2 separate regions of the Homo sapiens genome follow, and region 2 is linked to region 1. The links are chromatin contacts, found by Hi-C or POLR2A ChIA-PET in ENCODE. All regions are on one chromosome and are shown on one strand. Each heading gives the region's core, a stretch centred on a gene start or an enhancer-like site at or near the end of the contact. The rest is flanking DNA. Distances are from core to core; before and after follow the strand shown. Region 1 holds the start of UBE2D2 (ubiquitin conjugating enzyme E2 D2). Region 2 holds the start of ECSCR (endothelial cell surface expressed chemotaxis and apoptosis regulator).

The links. A loop is a pair of places that touch in the nucleus more often than their neighbours do. ChIA-PET counts read pairs that join two places held with the same protein, here RNA polymerase II (POLR2A). Pooled maps may share reads with other maps.
Region 2: a map of endothelial cell of umbilical vein shows a loop between it and region 1 (9-fold over the local background). The contact joins the promoter of ECSCR here to the promoter of UBE2D2 in region 1. A Hi-C loop is called at or near these places in 1 of 168 maps with a recorded cell type or tissue (endothelial cell of umbilical vein), 3 of 37 single-sample maps with no recorded cell type and 10 of 50 pooled maps. POLR2A ChIA-PET finds 5 or more read pairs at or near these places in 19 of 52 experiments (CD4-positive, alpha-beta T cell, CD4-positive, alpha-beta memory T cell, H1 and 13 more).

The regions. Positions count from the first base shown.
Region 1 is chr5:139,558,583-139,564,445 of GRCh38, forward strand. It overlaps UBE2D2 (ubiquitin conjugating enzyme E2 D2), which reads left to right and starts at 2,757. Exons shown (of 7, transcript NM_003339.3): 1 at 2,757-3,233. The coding sequence starts at 3,210. RefSeq lists enhancers at 2,333-2,502, 3,663-3,712, 3,803-3,922 and a silencer at 2,533-3,192.
Region 2 is chr5:139,460,645-139,466,507 of GRCh38, forward strand. It overlaps ECSCR (endothelial cell surface expressed chemotaxis and apoptosis regulator), which reads right to left and starts at 2,099. Exons shown (of 10, transcript NM_001077693.4): 1 at 1,966-2,099. The coding sequence starts at 2,026. RefSeq lists enhancers at 281-870, 871-1,459, 2,049-2,636.

The sequences.
Region 1 (5,863 bases), core at 1,507-4,006:
CAGCCAATATATTGTTTATTTTCAAGGTAGATTACCAAACAGTATTATGCAATGACCCCACATTTTTCAAAGAAAAATATGTATTGATATTTATATGTAAGGGAAAAAAAGACTAGAAGGACATTAACCAAATGTCAAAAGTGGTTAATTATTGGATGATGAGAGTGTGGGTGACTTTTATTTCCTTCCTTTACTTATAGGTATGTCTTACAACAAATACATATTGCTTTTTTTTTAAGAGAGGATCTTGCTCTTTCACCACACCTGAGGTGCAGTGGAACCACCACGGCTCACTGCAGTTTTGACCACCCAGGCTCAAGCTATCCTCCCCACCTCAGCCTCCCAAGTAGCTGGGACCACAGGTGCGTGCTACCATACCTGGCTAATTTTTACAATCTTCTGTAGAGATGAAGTCTCTATATTGCCCAGGCTGGTCTGGAACTCCTGAGTTCAAGTGATCTTCCCGCCTCAGCTTCCCAAATTACTGAGATTACAGGCGTGTCCAGGAGCTTTTCTAATACAAAAGTTATTACTGAGAATAACTTTAAAAAAAAAATCTGTCGGCCGGGCGCGGTGGCTCACGCCTGTAATCCCAGCACTTTGGGAGGCCGAGGCGGGCGGATCACGAGGTCAGGAGATTGAGACCATCCTGGATAACAAGGTGAAATCCCGTTTCTACTAAAAATACAAAAAAATTACCCGGGCGTGCTTGCAGGTGCCTGTAGTCCCAGCTACTCGGGAGGCTGAGGCGGGAGAATGGCCTGAACCCGGGAGAAGAGCTTGCAGTGAGCCGAGATAGCGTCACCGCACTCCAGCCTGGGCGACAGAGTGAGACTCCGTCTCAAAAAAAAAAAAAAAGAAATCTGTCCAGTGGAGATTTTTGTACCCCTCCCATCACATTTCTTAGGAAGAAAATATCTGGGGCTGTGAGATGTTCCATTTTACCCTCAACCTCAACTATACCCACCCTGAACCACTGGATACAATTTTCTCTCACTGGGTGCACGGTGCTTCTGTCCTAATGGTCCAACCTTCTCAGTAGGTGAGGCAGTATGAGCTTTGCCACTCACCTACTGTGTGGCTTTTGGCAAGATCCTTCCCTTAGTTGGGCTCCAGTTTTTTCTTCTCTATAAATTCAGGAGCTAGAATCAATGATCTGCAAGGTCCTTTCTGGATGTAGCGAAAAGGAGACATTTAGAATCAGAAAACGCCAGGGGTAGATTTCAGAATGTGGGCATTACCTCCCAGCAAAATATTCTTTACTATTCTCCTGTGTAAGGCCTCTAGCCCTGGCTTGGCTCCGTATCTCACACCAGTCATGGTGTAGGGCTGGGCACAGGGTAGGTGCTCAGTGATTTAGCTTTTTGTCTCCATCTCCTAAAAAACAATTCCAAATATTCTAGGTTTGATTTTCAGCGGACCCTCCTGATGGGTATCTGGAGCACGAGGTTGGTTTTTTTTTTTTTTTTGGAGATGGAGTTTTGCTCGTCGCCCAGGCTGGAGTGCAATGGCGTGCTCTCGGCTCACTGCAACCTCTGCCTCCTGGGTTCCAGCGATTCTCCTGCCTCAGCCTCCCCAGTAGCTGGGTTTACAGGAACCTGCCACCACTCTCGGCTATTTTTTTTTTTTTTTTTTGAGACGCATTCTTGCTGTTGCCTAGGCTGGAGTGAACTGGCGTGATCTCGGCTCACGGCAACCTCCGCCTCCCGGATTCAAGCGATTCTCCTGCCTCAGCCTCCCGAGTAGCTGGGACTACAGGCGCCTGCCACCATGCCCGGGTAATTTTTGTATATTTAGTACAGAAGGGGTTTCACTGTGTTGGCCAGGCTGGTCTCGAATTCCTGACCTCGTGATCCGCCTGCCTTGGCCTCCCAAAGTGCTGGGATTACAGGCGTGAGTGACCGTGCCCGGCCTAATTTTTGTATTTTTAGTAGAGATGGGGTTTCACCATGTTGGCCAGGCTGGTCTCGAACTCTTGACCTCAGGTGATGCGCCAGCCTCAGCCTCCCAAAGTGCTGAGATTACAGGGGTGAGTCACCGCGCCCAGCCGTTGGTTTTAACTATTTGGGGCACACACTGTGATTTTTTTTCTGACGCAGCTGGTACAGTGCTTGCTTGTAACAATTTGCAATTCACTAAGCTGAGCAGAGTCTGGACACCTCGAAGGCACACATACATGCCAGTGGCTGAGAACACAACATTCAAATCCTCTCCATCTGGGGCCTTGGTCCGGAAGGCCAATCTCACTGCAACCCGAGCGGCTATGAGACATCTCCCTCGTGGCAGGTGCCCGAGCTGTAGCCACGCGGCCTCTGGAAAGAGATGTGCTAAGTCCCAGGACTTCAGAAGAGCTCTGTGACCTTGGCCAAGTCCCTTCCTCCTTCAGGAGCGCTGCAGTGGGCCTAAGTGCCTCCTCCCGGGACTAGTACGGGGACGGTCGTGAGATCTGGACAACATTCGCCTTTTAATATTTATTGATCTTTTGTGACACGCGCGTGGGTTTCCATCAGCAATGAAGTCAACGGTCGCGGCGCTGGAGCCTGCAGAACTCGCGCTCTAGATCTCGCGAGATCTCCGCCCAGGGCTTCGCAGCGTCACGCCCTCCGGGGCCGTGGCGGCGACGGCGGTGCGTAGCTTACTCACAGGGGCGGCCCGTATCCCTCCGCCGCCGGCGCGGCTCGGCCCTCCCTCCCCTGGCCCGCCAATCCCCGCGCCTCCCGACCTGCCCCTCGGTCGGGCCCACCCCGTGCTCCGACGGCCCCACCCCGGCGGCGCAGCCCGCCCGCCCGCGCGTCCCTCGGTCCACCTGCAGCAGGGAGGAAGACAGGCAATCCCTCCGGCTGTCCGACCAAGAGAGGCCGGCCGAGCCCGAGGCTTGGGCTTTTGCTTTCTGGCGGAGGGATCTGCGGCGGTTTAGGAGGCGGCGCTGATCCTGGGAGGAAGAGGCAGCTACGGCGGCGGCGGCGGTGGCGGCTAGGGCGGCGGCGAATAAAGGGGCCGCCGCCGGGTGATGCGGTGACCGCTGCGGCAGGCCCAGGAGCTGAGTGGGCCCCGGCCCTCAGCCCGTCCCGCCGGACCCGCTTTCCTCAACTCTCCATCTTCTCCTGCCGACCGAGATCGCCGAGGCGGCCTCAGGCTCCCTAGCCCCTTCCCCGTCCCTTCCCCGCCCCCGTCCCCGCCCCGGGGGCCGCCGCCACCCGCCTCCCACCATGGCTCTGAAGAGAATCCACAAGGTAAGCGGCCGGAGGTCGGCTGCGCTGCTGGCCAGCTGAGCAGGCTGCGGCCTGCACTTCCCGCCGTAGTCTCCGTCGGGCTCGCGGCCTCCTTGGATCTTGCTGCCGGTGCTGGCCCCTCGGGGCGGCCTCCATACCCCACTCCCAGTGATGGCGCCCGTGGAGGCCCCGGCGCGCAGCCCGCGCTTAGGCCGGAGGTGCTCTCGCGGCCTCAGCGTTCCTCCCCGGCTGCCCTTCCAGGCCCGCATGGTGTGGACTCTTAGGGCTTCTCTCCAGTCTGGGACTGCCGCTGCACTTGAGGGCCATTGTCGGGCCAGGATGGCGGGGTTGGGGCCGAGGGGGGCGCTGGGGCGTTGGGCGGCCCCTTCGACAGAGGTCGAAAGGGCTTCTCGCCCCATTTCTGTTCCCTCCTCCCACACCTGCCCTAGCTCCCTCCACAAAACCGCCTGAGCTCGGGCTGACAGAGGAAGCCGTTTTGCCCGATCCACAAGTATATCCTGAGTTCACTTACCTCTTGGGTGGCAGCACACATCGGTCCACCCTGCTTGTCCAGAAACTGTTAAGAGTTGGAAGTTCAGAAGAAAAAAAAAAGGTGACTTAATGAGGGAGGAGGGAAGTAGAGGGAGAATCATTTTATTCCTTGAGGTTGCTGTATGTAGTTAGAAACTAACACTTCCGTTTTGCAGGATTGGATCTAATAGAAAAGCTGTACATTGGCAAAGGTAGAGGTAGAAACCTGAACATTGAAAACCACCAGAGAAATTATACAAAAGTTCCTTTCACAGCCTCTTCGCAAAATGGACTTGACGCTATTAGGTGATATGTTTACCGAGACTCTTAACTGGGAAGGGGTTTTACTAGATTTTGTATTAAAAAGGATTTCTTTGCTCTTTAAAGTGAAGGGTTATTTAGTTATCAATAAGGAGGTTTTCCTAATAATACATCTAGACTATAAGATTGGCTTAAAATTTATTTTTTTTCCCTTTCTGATGTTGTAACCTCTTAGTGCCACTTTCATGTTTTTTTTCTTAGAAGTAGGGAGGCACCACTATTAATTTCTGTTTGGTGTTTCACTTGGCTACTCAGATTGGCTATATTAAACCGGTAGCTACTTTTTTCTTCAATACATCTTTTTCCTTTTAGTGGAGAACGGGGTCTTGCCGTGTTGTCCAGGCTGGTGTGGAACTCCTGGGCTCAAGCTAGCCTCCTGTCTCTGCCTCCCTTAAGTGTTGGAATTACAGGCATCAATCAGCCACTGCACACGGCCTATACCTGTAGCTACTTAGAAGTAGGTACTGGGGTTATCCATTCTGAATGATGGGATGGGGATGCAAGAGGAAGAGAACCAGTTTTTAGCTTGTCTTAAACTAAGTCAGAATACAGATTGATGATTTAAACACCTCAGCTCAGCGGTTGGTCCTCATTTCATTTTTGCTCAAAGACAGTGTGGAATCAGTCCCATTGGTTACTATAATTAGGTTAGCTCCTTAACTTCTTTTGACTCTGATTTCTAACAAATGAAGAAGGGCAGATTTTAGACAATAAATCTTGTACTAAAATGAAATGGTATTTGTTAAATACCATAAAGAAGCTTGAACCTTAAGCAAAGATGTCTTAAAGAACCGTTTAAGGGGCAGGGGAGCACACTGAGGAGTAGTCATCCAAAAAAAATATATACATATGTATTTTAAAGGCTTTTAGGAATTGCTAGGTCCTTATAGAATCTAACTGGGAAGTTATCAAATACCTGTAGAAGCTTGTCCTCTTATTTTATAACCTGAGAAAGAGCAAGTGGGTATAATGTGTAATAATTTACAGATAAAGAAATGTAGACCTGCCGGGCGCGGTGGCTCACGCCTGTAATCCCAGCACTTTGGGAGGCTGAGGTGGGTGGATCACGAGATCAGGAGATCGAGGCCATCCTGGCTAACACGGTGAAACCCCGTCTCTGCTAAAATATACAAAAAAAACTAGCCGGGCTTGGTGGCGGGTTCCTGTAGTCCCAGCTACTCTGGAGGCTGAGGCAGGAGAATGACGTGAACCGGGGAGGCGGAGCTTGCAGTGAGCCGAGATCGCGCCACTGCACTCCAGCCTGGGCCACAGGCGAGACTCCCTTTCAAAAAAAAAAGAAATGTAGACTTTAATCTCTACATTGAATTATATGTGTAACGGACTTTTTCAGAGAGGGAACTATCTCTTTGACACAAAACATACGTTTTAATTAATAATACTTGCTCTGGTAATATAGTTTCTTATGAGTTGCTACATATTTTCTAGAATAGATTTTCCTTAAAATATGCCTTTGTAAGATTTTTTTAATAAAATCAAGTTTAGAAATAATTTGAACTTTTTTGGGGGATAGAGTTTCAGTCTTGTCGCCCAGGCTGGAATGCAATGGCACGATCTCAGCTCACCGCAACCTCCACCTCCTGGGTTCAAGTGATTTTTCTGCTTCAGCCTCCCGAGTAGCTGGGATTACAGGCACGCACCACCACACCTGTCTAATTTTTGTGTTTTTAGTAGAAACGGGGTTTCACCATGTTGGCCAGGCTGATTTCTAGTTCCTGACCTCCGGTGATCCACCTGCCTCAGCCTCCCAAAGTGTTGGGATTATAGGCGTGAGCTACCGT
Region 2 (5,863 bases), core at 849-3,348, 99 kb before region 1:
TCTCTGTGGGTAAGGGAGGGACTTAGGGAGCATCTGTGTCTACAGCCGAGGGTGTCTCTGACCACTGGGCCTGCAGATTCCCAAAGAACTCTAGCCACAGGAATTTTTGATTTCCCAGGTCTCCCCTCTCTAATTCTGTCTGCTTTATCCCCTTCTAGTCTATCTCCACACACACCCCTCCCCATTTTTTCCTCAAAAGCATAGTTTAGAAGTTAAAATCGTGGATTTTAATCGAGCCTGGCAAGCCTGAGTTCAAGTCCTGGCTTTGTCGCTGTCTGACCTAGGCCTCAGTTTTCTTTACTTTGAAGTACAAGTGACCAGCCTGGGCAACATGGTAAAACCTTGTCTCTACAAAAAAATGCAAAAATTAGCTGGGTGTGGTGGTGTGTGCCTGTAGCCCCCAGCTACACAGGAGGCTAAGGCAGGAGGATTGCTTGAGCCCAGGAGGTCAAGGCTGCAGTGAGCCATGATCATGCCACTGCAACTCTGGCCTGCGCAATGGAGCAACCCTGTCTCAAAAATAACTAAGTAAAATGCAAGTGGTATCAGTACCTCGCAAGTTGTTGTGAAGGAAGGAAAATGCATATGAAGCACTTAACGCAGTGCCTGACATGCTCAATGAAGGCCAGACACTTTTGTTTTTGCCCTGTTCTCTCAAATCCTCCAAGTCTCAAGTCTGCCCTGCCTCTGGGTATCCGTAGTCAAGTCCCTTTATGGGCCTGAATGTGCTCAGGATTCCTCAGTCCACCAAGATGAAGGAGCCAGGAAATGCTCTGCACACTTCAGGATGAAGGGTTAGGAAACTCGGGGCGGGTGACAGCAGCTTAGGTACAGCCGACACAGGGCATTTGAGAGTGCTGGCACTTGCCTGGGAGAAAACAGTGGGTAGGGAGGCTGGGAAAAGTCTCGGCCTGTGAAAATGCCACCTCATGAGCTTCACCTGCAGTTTCCACAACAGCCTTGTTCCCCAGCCCCAGACCTGTGACTCTGTCATGGAGGGGGTAGGAGGGGATGGGGACAATCAGAGTCTTGTCCTCCAGCCCATGGACTTTTAGAGAAATGCCTGACATCTCCGGAAGCCAGTGTTCTGGTACTCAGGCCCTCTTACCCACCACCGACGAGGGGCCACCACCCCTCCCCATCTGAGCCCTCTTGTGCACTCTTTCTGCTGCTTTGAGCACAGAGGACTTGTAGAGGGTGAGGTGGGGGCAGAGCAGGAATGGTCAAAGGGAAGTTGCTGCCCTGTGAGTCAGAATGCCCTGGACTCGTCATGATTCCCAGCAACTGCTCCCTGATGAGAGGACCCCTATGAGCGGCTTCACAACTCATTGGCTGGCAGAGCCTGTCAGAGAGGTGCCATTTCCAAGTAGCCTCCTCTGGAGGTCATCTACTCTAGCCCCCTGGATGTGAGAATGTTAAGCACATCCTCCTTGGTGAATAGTTCTTTGTGTCTAACCTGAGTCCCTCTTGCTGTGATTTAACTTTAAAATCTACATTAGGAATTCCTAGGTTGCTACTCCTCATGTGAAAGGAGAGAACAGATCCCCTGTGAAGCCCATGGTGCAGAGGATTTGTGTTAGAACAGTTGAGAGAGTGGCCGTCGTCAGCCCTGCCCCAAGATCAGAGGGTGAGGGTCATGAGTAGCCTGAGCACATCCTAGAAGGAGCTTTGGGCCTGGGTCTTGCACTAACACAGCTCCCTCCCACAATTCAGGAGGCCAGCCTTTATGGGGAGCCCAGCTCCCCCAGGACAATTTCCCACAAGAGGGTTTAACCGTAGCTCCATTTTACCCCTGCCTGGTAATCAGGACCCCCCAATCCAACTGATCTTCATGGAAAGGCTCTGGAATTTCCCCTGGGCACAGCCCCTGGATGGAAAGCATGTGTCTCCTGAGAAAGAGACCGATGCCTAGAATGGCCAGCTGCGGAGAGGAATTGCCATGGGAAAGCGGCAGGCACCTCTTACCTCGGAACAGGAGGAAGCCCAGGATCACCCAGCACAGCTGCATGGCTCCTGCGGTGCCCATGTCAGCTGGGTATGTGGCGGGCAGGCAGCAGCTCAGTGGAGGCTCTGTCCATAGTGGAGAAGAGAGAGGGAGTGCTGGGGCGGGATGGGGGTGGGGACTGGCTCTCCAGGAGCTTCCTGTCAAAAGAATAGAAGGAAACACATTGGGACCAGCTCCAGGGGCCCTGCTCAGCCATGTCCAGATGAGGATGTGAGGCTGCAGCAGCGACTGTGCCCACCCAGCATGGCCTCTAGTGCCTATGCACAATGACCAACCATGGCAACCTGGCCCCATCCCCATTCTCTTCCCTTCTGAGGGTCCATCAGGTTCCACCACAGACCGCCTGGGGGTTTTCCTGGAATCTAACACCAATCCCGCCCAGTACTGTTTCAGACCAGGTTCTCCTTTCCCATGATTCAGCCTGGAAGCCCAGCCCACCAGTCACCCATGCTCCCTGGACCCTGAATTCTCCACATTCCTCTCCCTCCTCAGGGATCCCAATGCAGATAGGACTCCCCACATCTTTCAGAGAGGCCCTATACGCATGATTATTATTCCTTTTTTACTTTTTTTTTTTTAAGAGTTGGGGTCTTGGCCAGTAATCCCAGCACTTTGGGAGGCCCACGCCTGTAATCCCAGCACTTTGGGAGGCCGAGGTGGGCAGATCACGAGGTCAGGAGACCGAGACCATCCTGGCTAACATGGTGAAACCCCGTCTCTACTAAAAATACAAAAATTAGCCAGGTGTGGTGGCAGGCGCCTGTAGTCTCAGCTACTGGGGAGGCTGAGGCAGGAGAATGGCGTGAACCTGGGAGGTGCAGCTTGCAGTGAGCCAAGATCGTACCACTGCACTCCAGCCTGGGCAACAGAGTGAGACTCCGTCTCAAAAAAAAAAAAAAAAGAGAGAGATGGGGTCTTGCTATATTGCTCAGTCTGGACTCAAACTCCTGGGTTCAAGTGATCCTCCTGCCTCGGCCTCACAAGTAGCTGGGACTTCAGGCATGTGCCACCAAGCCGGGTATCGTTATTCTTAATAGAAAAGCAAGAGTCCCCCTATTTGAAGCACTCCTCCCTCTGCATCCTCACTGGGGTGAGGTGTCCCCTGTCCTCGGCATCCAGCAGCACTCATCCTTATCCCAGGATTCTCTCTGTTGCAGACTGCAAGCCAGCATTGTGACTTTTTTCAATATTCCTAGGACCTGGCACAATGCCTGCCACATAGCAGGTCCTCAGCACATATTTATTGAACTAAACTCAAAAGATTTAAGGTCAGGGCTGCGCAATGGCTCATGCCTACAGTCCAGCACTTTGAGACGTTGAGGCAGGAGGATTTCTTGAGGCCAGGAGTTTGAGACCAGACTAAGCAACACAGCAAGACCCTGTCTCTACAAAAAAAAAAAAAAAAAAAATTTAATTAGCCAGTCATGATGGTGCATGCCTGTAGTCCTAGCTACTCAGGAGGCTAAGGCAAGAGGACCTCTTGAGCCCAAGAGTTCAAGGCTGCAGTGAGCTATGATCAGAGTGAGACTCCATCACTGAAATTAAAAAAAAAAAAAAAAAGATTCGAAAGCAGAGGAATGTCAGAAACAATCCTACCTCCTTAATATTAATTATATTATTGTTATTAATTCCCTTCCAGTCTATTTGCCTTCCAGTCTTTGACAATATGCATATACATATACAATCATTTAAATGAATGGTATCCTTTTTTCTTTCCTTTTTTTTTGTTTTTTTTTTTTTTGAGACAGAGTCTCTCACTGTTGCCCATACTGGAATGCAGTGTAAGATGTCTGCTCACTGCAGCCTCCACCTCCCAGGTTCAAGCCATTCTCATGCCTCAATCTCCAGCGTAGCTGGGACTGCAGGCTCACGCCACCACGCCCACCTAATTTTTGTATTTTTAGTAGAGACGGTTTCACCATGTTGGCCAGGCTGGTCTCAAACTCCTGACCTTGTGATCCACCCACCTCAGCCTCCCGAAGTGCTGGGATTACAGGCATGAGCCACCATGCCTAGCCCTTTTTTCTTTATTTTCTTAATATTTTATTTTGAAACAGTCACAAGAAAAGTTGGAAGTACATTACACAGAACTTTTTTCCCTGAACTGTTGTTCAGAGTAAATTGTCAACAGGATGCCCCATCACCCCGAATAGTTTAGTGTGTATTTCCTACAAGGGACAGTCTCCTACATAATCACAATACAGCCATCAAAATTAGGAAATTAATATAAATATATTAATACCATCTAATCTTCAGATCCTATTCAAATTTTGACAGTTGTTTCAATAATGTCCTTTATAGCGAAAGGATCCTGCCCAGAATTACTCACTGAAAGTCTCTTCAGTCTCCTTCAATCCGGAATAGTTCAGACTTTCCTTGATTTTCATGGCCTAAACACTTTTGAAGGTTACAGTACAGTTATTTTATAGAAGTTCTCTCAATTTCGGTTTCTCTGATGTTTCCTCATAAGATTTAGGTTATCTAGGCTGGGAGCAGTGGCTCATGCCTGTAATCCCAGCACTTTGGGAGGCCGAGGTGGGTGGATCACGAGGTCAGGAGACTAAGACCATCCTGGCTAACACGATGAAATCCCGTCTCTACAAAAAATACAAAAAATTAGCCAGGCGTGGTGGCGGGTGCCTGTAGTCCCAGCTACTTGGGAGGCTAAGGCAGGAGAATGGCGTGAACCCAGGTGGTGGAGTTGCAGTGAGCCAAGATCATGCCACTGCACTCTAGCCTGGGCGACAGAGTGAGACCCTGTCTCAAAAAATTAATTAATTAATTAATTAATTAATTAATTAAAATTTAGGTTATCTATCTCGGCAGTGACATCAAAGAAGCAATGTTGAGTCTCTCTCTTTGCATCCTATCAAATAATGCATTATTTTTTCCTTTTTTTTTTAAGAGACAGGGTCTCAGGGCTGGGTGTGATGGCTCACGCCTGTAATCCAGCACTTTGGGAGGCCAAGGAGGGAGGACTGCTTGAGCTCAGGATTTTGAGACCAGCCTGGGCAACATGGCAAAACCTTGTCTCTGCTAAAAATTAAAAAATTAGCTAGGTTTGGCGGTACATGCCTATAGTCCCAGCACTCAGGAGGCTGGAATGGGGAGGATGGCTTGAACCTGGGAGGCAGAGGTTGCAGTGAGCCAAGATTGTGTCACTGCACTCCAGCCTGGAAGACAGAGCCAGACCCTGACTCAAAAGGAAAAAAAAAAGAGAGAGAAGGATCTGGCTCTGTCACCCGGACTGGAGTGCAATGGCACAATCTCACTTCACTGAAGCCTTGAACTCCTGGGTTCAAGTGACCCTCCTGCCTCAACCTCCTGAATTGCTGGGATTACAGGCATGAGCCACAATGCCTGGCTCAATTTTTTTTTTTTTTTTCTGCGATGGAGTCTCGTTCTGTCACCCAGGCTGGAGTGCAGTGGCGTGATCTCAGCTCACTGCAACCTCTGCCTCTTGGGCTCAAGCAATTCTCCTGCCTCTCGGCTCACTACAACCTCCACCTCCTGGGTTCAAGTGATTCTCCTGACTCAGCCTCCCGAGTAGCTGGGATTACAGGCACCCACCATCATGCCCAGCTAATGTTTATATTTTTGTAGAGATGGGGTTTCACCATGTTGGCCAGGCTGGTCTTGAACTCCTGACCTCAGGTGATCTGCCCGTCTCGGCCTCCCAAAGTGCTGGGATTACAGGCGTGAGCCACCACGCCCAGCCTGCAAAGACCCTTTTTCCAAATAATGTAACATTCACATGTTCTGGGGATTAAGACATGGACATATCGTTTTGGGGGCCACAAGTTAGCCCACCACAGCCAGTTTTCTCCACTCTAAAGTTACACTTTTATCCTTTATAAT